2 separate regions of the Mus musculus genome follow, and region 2 is linked to region 1. The links are chromatin loops, found by intact Hi-C in ENCODE. Cell type or tissue: left cerebral cortex. All regions are shown on one strand. Links, peaks and the distances in the headings refer to the core of each region. The heading gives the core; the rest is flanking DNA.

Region 1 (2,914 bases), core at 204-2,703:
AGCTCTTGACCCACCAGGAGGGCCCCGCAGGGTCTGCACACACTCAGGATGGAGGCGTAAACCCTGAGCAGCTGCCTGCACTGTGCTGCCAGGTGACAAGTGTCTATCCCTATTCTCCGTAGGAAGGTACCAGGTGATTGAGGGCATCATCTCACCCGTCAATGACAGCTATGGGAAGAAAGACCTGGTGGCTTCCCATCACCGAGTGGCCATGGCCCGGCTGGCCCTGCAGACATCTGACTGGATTCGGGTGGACCCCTGGGAGAGTGAGCAGGCGCAGTGGATGGAAACGGTGAAGGTGCTGAGGTAACAGAGTCGTGTGTTCACCTGCAGCATGAAAGAATGCGACAGTGCTGAGGTGGCCCCAGCCAAGGCCAAAGAAACGCCTCTGCTGACAGGGGAGGAGACTGGCAGAATCTTTTCAGATGGATCCCTGGGCAAAACTAAGGGAGAATCGTCTGCTATTTGGGAGAGTCTTGTGTTCCTTGGACTACAGCACCAGGCCCTTTGTCACCCATTTAGCAGCTCTGTGACTTTGAACAGGTGACTTAACCTCTCTGAGACCTCCGTCACTTGCAAAATGAGCACAATATAATCAAATGAATATTATATATATATATATATATATATATATATATATATATATATATATATATATATACCTTTCCTGGTAGAAGACTAACAAGTCACCTTCTGTAACTGTCGCCTTAAATTTCCTGACATTGACAAGTTTGAAAACTGAGCCTATATATAATATGCTGTCTCTTCAGCTTGTTTGCTAGATATAGACGTTAATGTAAAATGAGAGGGGCTATTTTAAGAGCAGAAATCATTACTCCAGGTTATCTTTTGTCTTTTGAATCCTTAATAGCATTGAGCATAGTCCGCACAGCTGTTTGAAAGCCCTGGTCCAGCCCTGTACATTACGACAGTTGTCCTGGCTGTCAGAGGAGAGTAAGGCTAGTCTGCTTTGTCACTGGTGCCAGGCTGCTCTGTGGGAAGGCACTGTAGTGCTGTGACCTATGCAGTCATACAGGTCCTGCACCTTCTGTTACGGGAGGGACCACAGTGAACGTTTAGCCATTCCAGAGCCACCTGCGGCCAAACTGATAGGAGTGTTTAGTGGCTGTGTAGATACGCGCTCTCTTCTTTTTAATCACTCATTGGCATAAGCCAGCTCTCCCACTCTGAAAACATGCTCCTAGAGCGTCTTTTAAAACAAGCCTTTTCCACCACGTGCTCCTTTAGGCTAATCGGGAGGAGCAGAAACAAGGCAGCAGATTATCCAGCAAACCATTTAGCTTTAATAAGGACTCAGGAACTCTCAGGCTTTCTCCCCATCCCTGTGAGAGCCACCGTTGCCAGGAACGTGCTTTGAAGCCAGATTTAGCTGAAAGACTTTATGTAAGTCGTGAGTCAGCCTCCCAGAGCCTCAACTCCTCACCCAGTAAAGTAATAAGACCAGCATCTCCCTAGCAGGACAGGGTGTGGTTTTGATAAGATGGTTGCAGACAAACTAGCTGGTGGATAGTGGATGCTAATGTCACCTGCCATCCCCACATCTGTAATGCTGGCTGTGGTCTGTCCTCAAAACCAGAATGCCATTTGTGGACACATAGGCGATGGTACAGTAATTTCATGGTACTTCTGTTGTAAAATGCAGATGTGAGCAGAGATACTAGGAAACACACCCTTCCTCCTTTCCCCTGTGCCCTTTAGTCAAATGCTTCTGGACAATGGACACACAGCAGGCTTCCTAGGTTCACAGCCCAGGTCCTTCCTCAAAGGCCGTGATCACATTGGTTTGAGTGAGGAGGGGAGAGATCCATTATTTCTGTTGCTCCTGGTGACTCTAACATGCATCTAGGCTTGAGCCCCACAGCTTCAGACACTGAACGAGAGAATCGGGATTTAACGTCACTTAAAGAGCAGTTGACACTGGTCACAATCTTGGCTGCCAAAATCACTTAGTTTCTTTAAGACTCTCTCCAAGCCCAGGGCCTTCAGATTTGCTGGCATAGACCCTAACCACAGGCATCTATTTAAAGGTCCCAGATGATTTGTGTTGTCCTGGTGTGGTTGAAACTTATCAACAGAGTCAATAGTTTCTTCTAATGGATAGCTGCCACCCCCAGAGGTTGAAAATCAGGCTAAAACTGTAAGTCAAGTGGTTTTAGAATCATGGTGGAATTGTCCCCTGCAGCATCTGCATTTAATGTCCTCTTAATGGTGGTCACAGTGGATCCTACAACAAATATGACAAAGGTCACCATGATGCCAGTTCCCCGAGGGACTCATGGGAGACTGTTCATCCCGATGTGCAGTTTACTTTTCTGGTGATGCCGTAATGTCTAGGCCACCTTTGACGGGAGAGTCTGAGGTAACAGCCTGCCACTTCTTCCTTACAGTGGGAAGTAACCCAAAGAAACGATTTGACAAGAGTGTGTGGTTGTTCACACTTTGAAAGCTTTCAGCCCAGATCTAGCAGAGCTATTTCTGGCCCATTGTGAGGCAGGACATCAAAACATAAGGGTGTGGTAGAGCCAACTTAAACATTTCATGGTGGCCAGGAAGCAGAGAGGAGCCCAGAATAAGGCCCAGGCCCCCAAAGACTTATTATCCCCAATGACCTATTTTCCCCAACTAGGCCTTGACTCTCAAACTTTCAGTCACCTCCTGAAAAAAAAAACAAGCTATCAAGTTCAAATCTACCAGTAGTCATCACTGCTTAGATGAGAGCCCATCTTTCAATGACTGGATCTACAGCTAAGGCCTGAGCCTTCAACATATGGACCCTAGAGATTACTCTTAGTCACCAACCATAACAATAACTTAGCTTTTGTTCATATTGTGGGGAAGGCCTTAGTCAAAATGCCACTTCATGTGGTCTGCCCTTCACCCACATCACCTCATG
Region 2 (2,914 bases), core at 279-2,778, 370 kb before region 1:
AATCAAAAATGTCTATGTCAAAAAAGGAGGGGGGTACAATCCAGGACTGCATTCAGGTGTGCACACTAAGCCAAACACTACTGGCTGCGCATTGCACAACTCAAGGCCAGCCCAAGCAATACAGAGAAGCCCTGAACACCCACAGATCAGTCTGCGATCAGGCAAGGAAACATAGGCATGACTTGCTAGGAGGGGCCATCCCAGGAAGGTTCCTAGAGAAGATCATGCCCCCTTGTGACCACACTTGGGTGATAATGATAATAAAGCTGACCATAAGAGCAGAGGTGACTAGGGACAACTGCAGGTGAGAGTAAACTCTAGTTCGATGCTGAGAAATATGTTGGGCCCTTGTGTTTGAGCTGCAGCGGCAACTTTATGGCCCCTTTAAGAGCCACGTGCTACTTGCCCAAGATGATTGAGGACAATTCCCTGCAGGAGTGCACATCACCCTTTAGGGCAGGGGCTGCCATATGCAATATTGTGCAGTCCTCAAAAGTGGTTTTCAGTCTGTGGATGAAAGGATAGTGCGGCTTCCTTGATCAAGAACACTGGTTCCCACAGGTACAAGCAACTTCTGATTTCTGCCTCACACACAGGCCTGCTTTACGTACGTGCTCACCAGGTGAGCCTGTAGTAACTGATGCTCTATACGCAAGGGCTGTGCTGAGCGATCTCTATCCCTGCAGTCTGGCACCTAGGAAGAGAATGCATACTGAGTCCTTGAGGTTATAAGGTCACTGGCATTTTATTAAACGTAACATAAACCTTCAGGTGACTTCTGGAGCTCATCGTCTTTCTCTGATACATTGTGCCTTTCTCTAGAATAATTCCCAAGCATTGTTCATAGTGTGTGTGTGTGTGTGTGTGTGTGTGTGTGTGTGTGTGTATAGGAATCCAAGAAGGGCTTGTTTTTATGTGTATCCTAAGCATAGGAAGATGAGGAAGCAGTTTTAACTGCCCGGCTACTTTATTCATGTCTGCTTCTGGAACATGGCTGCACTGGAAGCTCAACCTTAGGTGGAAAACCCCAGCAGTGGTCAGGAGTTAGCTTCTAGGTCCCCTGCAGCAAGAAGTAAGAAATGCAAAAGCAGAACACACTGGTATTCAGATGTGCCACCTCACAGGAATTTGAGACCAGCAGAACACCTGTAAAAAGTTATTTAGAGGGTGTGTCCAACTCACAAGGTCTGTACCCCTCAGCTAAGGCATCGTCATGCACACTCCTGGTTGTCTTCTTTCTACCCGTGAACTCGGAAGTGCACTGAGAAAGACAGCTGTCTCTCTGTTCAGTCTCTCTCAAGGGCCCTCCTGAGTCTTCTCCTTTTTAACGATGGGAATAGAAATGATAGAAGCCTTACAAAACAGCGCTATCAGAGGCAGTGTGTGTTACGTGCAAAACTCAGTTTTATTGTTCCTCCCAAATAGTCCTCAGGGGTTGTACAATTTAGAAATGTAAACTTCAAGTGCACTGAAATAAAGAAAGTCTGACCTGTAAATGTTAAATAAACTGTTATAATAAATGTGTCTGTTGTGACCAAATAGTCCTTGTTTCGAAATAAATAAATTAAATAAATAAATAAATAAATAAATAAATGGTGCTCTTTGCAGCCCCCTTGTGGCTTGAAGGGGAAAGACAAGGAGAATCCAGAGTAGCTCCTATTCTCAAGGCCAATAAAACTTTTAGAGTAGAATGACAAATAGCTTTAAATGTGAAATGGATATATTCTAAGGGAAGAAAATTACGGATTTAAATTATTTTATATACAATTATTTACATAATCTAGACCTGTGGAAGCCTGCATTTGTTGTGGCTTTTTGTTCTCTCCCTCTCCTCTCATTTCCCATTCTTGGCAAACTCAGCAAGGTGTTACAGGAGGGGCTCTCTTCCCAAATTACTCCTTCTCTAATCCTTACTCACCGTGAGCTCCCCTGAAAGGATGAAATCTGCCTACCTGTCAAAGTGTCCGTACTGGAAGAACAGACTGTTCGGACGCTCGGTTTCTATCCTTATTTTCACCAGAACAACAGCAACAGCATAGTACATTGGTCCCTTCATACAGACAACCTTTTACCATACCACTTTTAAAAAGACATTTTCATGATGAATTTTTCTGTCTTCTCAAAAAAAGAAAAAAAGAAAGAAAGAAAAAAGGAAGAAAGAAAGAAAGAAAGAAAGGAAGAAAGAAAGAAAGGGAAAAAGAAACTCCTTGAGGAAGAGGAGAGGTACGTGTTAGAAAGACACCTGTGCATAAAATCTTTTCCATTTTATGTCACCAGAAATCAATAGATTAAAAAGAATAGGAGCACCTCTTTTCCCAAATTTATCACTTGCAAATGTCAGGAGAGGCCGCTCTCAAAGTCCAGACAAGGCAAATGGAATGGCCTGCTTCCCCAATTGCCCTGTCTCCGGAGAGATCCAGGCTGCTGTGCTTTTCATACCAGCTCAGCCAACAAACCTCTAAATCAAGCTGTCTCTACTTGGGAATCTTTTTCCAACAAGGACAAAAACTCTGTTTTCAAAATATCGCCAGACAGAATTCCAAGGACCATATGTCACCCGTTCACCTGGCAGAAATCAAAAGCACGCCCTCCTCGTCAACAGTGCAGAGAATCAACAAGTTACCACTTAAGCCAAACGCTCCATCCTGCAATCTGCTACAGTCTCCCTGAGCCCACCATCATCCACCCCAATTGGGCTCCTGCGATGCTTCCCAGCTTTTGGCTACCGCGTGACCTTCTGTTCCAGACCCGCCCTCCAGATGCAGGCTCCCCAACCTGCGCTTCTCCCAGCGCTCCCAGACAGCTGTCAAAGTCTGGGGCTTGCGGGCTTCAGGTTCCCCTGATAACGCCAGCGTTCAGGAGAATCTTAGAGGATTAGAGAGGTCAAGATCAACTATAAAGACCAGAGAGGAGC

The links. Hi-C counts contacts between places; a loop is a spot of excess contacts. Peaks named below come from ENCODE experiments on the same cell type or tissue, not always from the same donor. Only the 100,000 strongest peaks of a DNase experiment are listed, where the experiment ranks them.
Region 2: it touches region 1 in a loop (2.7-fold over the local background); 4 of 42 quality-filtered maps call a loop at or near these places.

What each region holds. Positions count from the first base shown.
Region 1 is chr9:98,399,334-98,402,247 of GRCm38, forward strand. Nmnat3 (nicotinamide nucleotide adenylyltransferase 3) reads left to right here. Exons shown (of 5, transcript NM_144533.3): 3 at 123-306. Among named protein-coding and RNA genes, the nearest start is that of Rbp1, 22 kb to the right of the region's middle. In left cerebral cortex, for the core only: no CTCF peak of the experiment used is centred there; DNase peaks (open chromatin) are centred at 1,369 and 2,433; H3K27ac peaks cover 1,285 bases.
Region 2 is chr9:98,029,317-98,032,230 of GRCm38, forward strand. All of the region lies in intron 1 of Clstn2 (calsyntenin 2), which reads right to left. Among named protein-coding and RNA genes, the nearest start is that of Clstn2, 2.4 kb to the right of the region's middle. In left cerebral cortex, for the core only: a CTCF peak has its summit at 1,613 (motif pointing left); DNase peaks (open chromatin) are centred at 1,587, 2,462 and 2,701; H3K4me3 peaks cover 1,561 bases; H3K27ac peaks cover 953 bases.